Linked DNA regions of Homo sapiens: region 2 is linked to region 1. Evidence: chromatin loops called from intact Hi-C (ENCODE). Cell type or tissue: Calu3. All regions are shown on one strand. Links, peaks and the distances in the headings refer to the core of each region. The heading gives the core; the rest is flanking DNA. Region 1 overlaps PKIB (cAMP-dependent protein kinase inhibitor beta). Region 2 overlaps PKIB (cAMP-dependent protein kinase inhibitor beta).

What was found. Peaks named below come from ENCODE experiments on the same cell type or tissue, not always from the same donor. Only the 100,000 strongest peaks of a DNase experiment are listed, where the experiment ranks them.
Region 2: a loop joins it to region 1, with 6 times the contacts of the local background. A loop is called at or near these places in 5 of 110 quality-filtered maps.

The regions. Positions count from the first base shown.
Region 1 is chr6:122,620,215-122,623,135 of GRCh38, reverse strand. The region is part of intron 1 of PKIB (cAMP-dependent protein kinase inhibitor beta); the gene reads right to left. Among named protein-coding and RNA genes, the nearest start is that of PKIB, 11 kb to the right of the region's middle. In Calu3, for the core only: no CTCF peak of the experiment used is centred there; no DNase peak of the experiment used is centred there.
Region 2 is chr6:122,695,476-122,698,396 of GRCh38, reverse strand. The region is part of intron 3 of PKIB (cAMP-dependent protein kinase inhibitor beta); the gene reads right to left. Among named protein-coding and RNA genes, the nearest start is that of FABP7, 83 kb to the left of the region's middle. RefSeq lists an enhancer at 1,271-2,470. In Calu3, for the core only: no CTCF peak of the experiment used is centred there; a DNase peak (open chromatin) is centred at 1,346.

The sequences.
Region 1 (2,921 bases), core at 224-2,723:
TATTAAATCAAATACTCTGACATTCAGGCCCACATGACCAAAGTAAGAATTTGCTTGGCGGGTTTTCTCAAACATAAATGTTTGCTCTGGCTTAATAGTGCTAATTGGAAAGTTACGTATTCCATGCAGCATAAAAAATTACTTTGCATTGACCCAGAAAACTCACCTTGCAAATAAGCCTCAAGAAGAAAGAAACTGAAATCAAAGTATTTGAAATGAGAACTCTAGCTGCCAGAACTACCTGCCCTGCCCCAAGTTCATGTTTAATTAAATCTACATCAATAATTCCATAAATCACTTGCACGTTCAGAGAACATAAGTTATCTTCTCTGATTCTAAGGTCAGATACTTACTAAGAACCCTCATGCCTGTGGGGATGTTTGGCACCCTGCCAGACTGTACTACTTCTCCGGTAGGGGTGAGCCCCCACTACTGCAAAATGCCATGGGGGATGAAGCACCACTAGAGCATTGGTTGCTGAGCAACAACCCCTTATGACTGATCCATGGGGACTGCTAAGCAACAGGGCTGCGTCTGACCTAGCTGTTCCCAGTGCACCCCCAGCTCACTGTCTCTCAAGAGGGCCAGGTTAACAAGGGGTCAGGGGCCCTAAGTGACTGGTTACATAATCTATACACACACTTTTCGGAATGTTCTCCAATGATAGCTAAATAAAAATCAGAGCAGAGCTAGTTCCTACCTAAAGGATACCCTTGAATGTATCCTTCATTTAAACTCTATCCTTGAATCTTTGGAGTAGCTGTCAGAAAAACTAAAGCATCAGAACTAAAATCTTTGGCAAAAATAGTCTAAGTATTTACAAAAAAAAAATGAAGAAGGCTGTTCCTTTTAAATTATGACTTTGAAAGTTTCCATAATTTTATAGAATTTTGCTATTTACCGAGTTTGTGCTAACACAAAAAAATGGGGAAAAACATAATTTAAGAGTTAAATCACATGATTCTTATGGCAAACTTATTCCTAAAATATTTTAACACATAACTCGTGTTTAAGTACAGCAATTTCTAGGAAGGGCCTTCAATTATCCACAGTTAAACCCACACTTTATATCTTTAGTCTTGACTTCTCCTTAGTTCCACACACCCTAACTCAAATTCAACAAATCTAAATTAGTCATGCTTCTTTAATCCATATGTGACTTACTTCTTAGAAGGCAACCACCGAGTCAATCCATCTAAAAATTTACCCACTCAGAACTTGAGTCCAGCCCTCCCCATATTTCCTCTAATATCCTTTACTTCTCTGTAATGGAGGAAGAGACATGTGCTCTGAGGGACATGGGCTTTCAGCCAGTACACCACTGTACAAATAAGATTCCATTTTTCCTGTAATTTGAAACGTTCAATCAAGTCCAATCTATTTAACATAATAGGCAAAGCACTTCTAAATCTATTTCCTATCAAATTTCCAGCTACATCTCCTGTCACTGTCCCTTAGTGTCCACATTCTATTATGTTGAATTAACTCTAGTTCCCTAAACATATGCTGCACTTTGAGTCTCTTTGCTCTTCCTAGAACACCTTCCCCTTTATGTGGCAAACTAGTGGTTATCTTTCAAGATCTAACAATAGCATCACCTCTACAGAGAAACCATTCCTGATATTAGATTACTTATAACCACCTCTGGACACATCTGTAATTGATTCATACTCCTATGGTGGCTTTCATCACATCGTGTTTGCAGTTATTTACCTATCCAACACTAATCCTGTGCTCTTGAAGGGCTAGAACCTTGTTCAGTTCAACCTGATCTCCTCAGACCTGGCATATTCCTTAGCATCAAGGAGGTATTTATACTATAATTTATTAAGATTAGGGAACGGTACTCCTAGGCAAAATTGTAAAATAAATAAGGATTGGGCATCTCTCTGTTTCTAATCTCATTAATCCCCCCAGAAGCCATTAACCTATAATATCAGAGACAGGTAGTAAAGTAATTAACCAAAAACTACAAAAGTAAATCTCCTGACCTCTAAGCTGGTCTTCTTCCTCCTAAACTGTGATGAGTCATTGTAGGGTAAATAAGCCAATATCCCGCAGTGATCTAATCCATCTGGTAGTAGGTTAAAATGACCAGATTGCTTGTACTCCCTTTATTATAATCATAATAACAAGAAACTCAAGGGAACGACATGGTCAGGTAAGTAAATCATCAAAAGGTGGTCTGGATCTGGTCTCAGGGAAGATAACTTTTCATTCAGATAAGCAAATCTTGAAGTAGTTTATGCAGAAATCTTTGCTGCAACTAAAATAGGGAAAATAATATAAAACAAAACATTTAGAGCTAAACAAAAATCAAAAAAAGGTATTTCAATTTTTAAAAATCCTAATTAAAAATTTACAAAACAGCATTTACTCAACATCTGCCTCCCTCAACATACTAATTAAAAAATTAAATAGGAACACGAGCAAACAAGGCACAAAAATCCATGAATGCAGCAGCCAGGCATAGTGTCACAAAGCCACTCAACCTCTTACCTCACCGCCTCAGGAGCTAGACATGTATAACCACTTTCATGCCTTGTGTGGAACTTCTTGATTCTACACAGATGCTTATGCAACAATATTCTCAAATATTTTGATACTAGCAGTAAACGATTGTCTAAGTTAAACCAAGCAACACAAATTCTGATCAATGGAAAGCTGAATTATTAGCCTATCTGTGTTAAGAAACCAAGAGAGAATTCTTAGTCTATAATGAGCTTTTCGGCTCTATATACTTCTGAGTCTGTGCTTCTTTAACTAGGTTCTCTTCTGAATACATTTGGGAATTCAAAAAAACACACACGACCACATGGTAAGTGAGAGGTCACGATATTGGATGTACATAGGAAGGCACCAGATTTAGGACAGAAGAAGGATGGGAGAAGATGACTGTACACCAATTACTAGAGTGTTCA
Region 2 (2,921 bases), core at 207-2,706, 75 kb before region 1:
ATCTGGCCTAGCTATGAGACCTCTTTGCGACAGGATGGAGTCAAGCTTGGCCCTTCTGGCATATTCTATCTGTAGAAGGTGGTGGCCTCCTCTACCATCAGTCCTTTGCCAAAACCATGGTGCTAGGGGAAGTCATCCCTTTCCTAGAGTCCTTGGCTACCTGGAGAGCCCCCTGGGATCAACTGAATGAATGGCAATAGAAGGCCATACATTTTACCAATGATGTTGCCACAATTATACATGATAGAGCTCAGTAGAGAGTTGTTGCTCTTAATTCCTTAACCAAGATGTCCCTGATAAAGAATAGAACCCAAGGGTCAGCACAATTGGCACACTCTAGACATTTATCTTGGCAATGGATGCCCTGGCCATTTCACCTCATATGTATATTTTTACAACTCTTAGACCATTGCCTAAGGGTCTCACTTTAAAGAACTCTGTGAATCTCTTGTTTCACAGGTACCCAAATATAAATATATAAACCAAATCAACAGGTTTCTCTACATATCCTAAGGCCACAATACAAGGCCTCAACAGGATATTCCTTATCTCATTTGCAGTTTTAGACACTAGATTGTTACCAAGGCACTCATTTTATGTCTCAGAATACACAATGGAATCTTGAAGAAAGCTTTCCATTGAAATGCAGCCTTCCCATAGGCCTCAGGTAGTTAGCCCCAGGCAGCTACTTTAATTGATAAGCCTAATGGGTTTTCAAAGAACTATTTAAGTCACAATGAGACAAATGTCCCTCTACCCCCTTGATGTCACCACTGCCACAAGCATTGGTTAGTCTCAATTCACACCCCCTGGGAGCATCCACTCTCTACATCAATGTCACACAGGTCTCTCAATTGCTTTTACTGGTTATATATGGAGACATGCCCGAAGTTCATGTTTTTGGCAACCACCTCAAAATGTGGCCCTCTCTGCTTGGTCAGGTGCCTACTTTGCTTCCTAGGAAGGCACATCTCCTAATCCCTAAAAGTCTCAGTTATCATCAAGATTTAAACTGATGTCAAAGCATCAAGTGATCAATTGTAGCATAAAGCCAAAAATTTAGGCTTGATATCTGATAAAACAGGTCTCTAATGGCCTAACTACAAGTTCTCCTCCCATAGATCAGGTATCCTAGACAGACCACCATCCTTATGAAGGGGACCAGGCACAGTTTCTATTTATCCTTGAGTAGCAGGTTTTGTTCTCTGTTTGCCTGCCAAATCAAACAAGTGAATCACATCATTCCACAAGAACTGGGAGCACCCTACCCTCTTAATTCTCCAAAGGCTACCTCCTACAGACCTGGTTGTTCACTCTGCTCTTGAGTGCAACTCCTGTGTGGCCCTGCAAGGTGTGCCATGTCCTCCTCCCCCAGGCCATCAGTAGACATGACTAATAACTTGCTGTTGGTCTCATCTCTTCAGGGTCAGGTGGTGTTTAGCTCTCCCTCACCCACAGGGTAAATAGGAGGTGACTAAGACACCCTACCACTAATAGCATGTTCCTTTCTCTCATGAAAGGGAGACTGAAGTGTGGAGAAAAGGCATCAGGTTCACACATATCCTGTGTCCACGCTGACCCTCACTGAGCTGCAATGTGTCCAGTTACATCAGTGTGCACAGGGATCCACTGCTATTGTCTCAGGTATAACTATTACCTCAGGTAGAGATATGTGCATCTGCATCCTCTTTGTTACATCTCTGGACTTTAAGGTTGACGGTCTATTTAAATCATTCTATGCCCTCCATGAGGTCCATGAAATCACTTCAGAGTTTCACTCCTCTGAGGGGCTGAGAACTCTGTGAGGTGGCAGTCAGGCCCATCTGCCTGGGCACTTCTCTTGACCATTGCTTGTCTACCTTTCTAGGGTCGAAGAACATACAAAGAGAGCTTCTTTTTGATACCCAAATTTTCCCTGGGAAGTGAGGGATAGTCCTCTTTACATTTGGATGTTCCTTAGAATTTTTATTATTCAATCTCCCTTCTGTTCAACCCAGTGAGCTGGAATCCTGGCCACCTTCACAGAGACTTGAATAATGACTGGGGTCTCATTACATCCTGAATTCTTCTCCCACTAGCTAGTCAATGACTCATTTCCCTTCCCAGAAACATCAAAACTTTTACATCATCATATAGTAATTCCCACTCTACGGTTTGTTCTCAGTTCTTCAGTTTCAGATAGCTCAATAAATCTTTTCTTTCAAAAAGTCAGGCTATTGTCATAAATAATGCTGACTTTCAAGACTATGGCTCTTTGTTTAGATTTTAAAAAACAGAAACTTAAGTGATCGTTTGTTCTAGATTAAGTGCATCATCCCTCAGTGAACCACCTTTATAGAGTATTAAAGCAAGTATAAAGGAGTAAAGAAATCTCAGTTGATAACTAAAAATGTTATCAGCCATACACAGGTAGAACAGCTACTCTTAATTGGGCCCTTAGCTAGGCAGTGGCTTTTATTAATATATATTGTACATGGCTTTATATGCAATATTTTATTTAATCTTTACCACAGATGTCAGAGAGGGAGGGAGAGAAGAGAGAGGAGAGATAGATTCCCTACAATTCAAAAGAAACAACTGAAATAGAGTCTTTTAGATATTAAGAAACTTGCCCTAAGCTAGGATTTAAGCCCTGTCACATAGGATTCCAAAACATGGATTTTAAAAAATTTCATTATATTGCCTTTTCTAGAGTCATAGGCCCTTATAAATTTAGAAGAGATTAGACTAAAATAACTTTATAAAGTTATAAAGAAGTCACCTAAAAGTCACCTAGTACAGCCATCTACAATATGCCTGAATCATTTCAACAAGAATATTTTTCTTCTTTGAACCGCATATTCACCATAGTGTTTCAGCGAACCCAAAATATTGTTTCAGTAATTCATCTGATATGAAAACTTTAATTCATTTTTGAATCT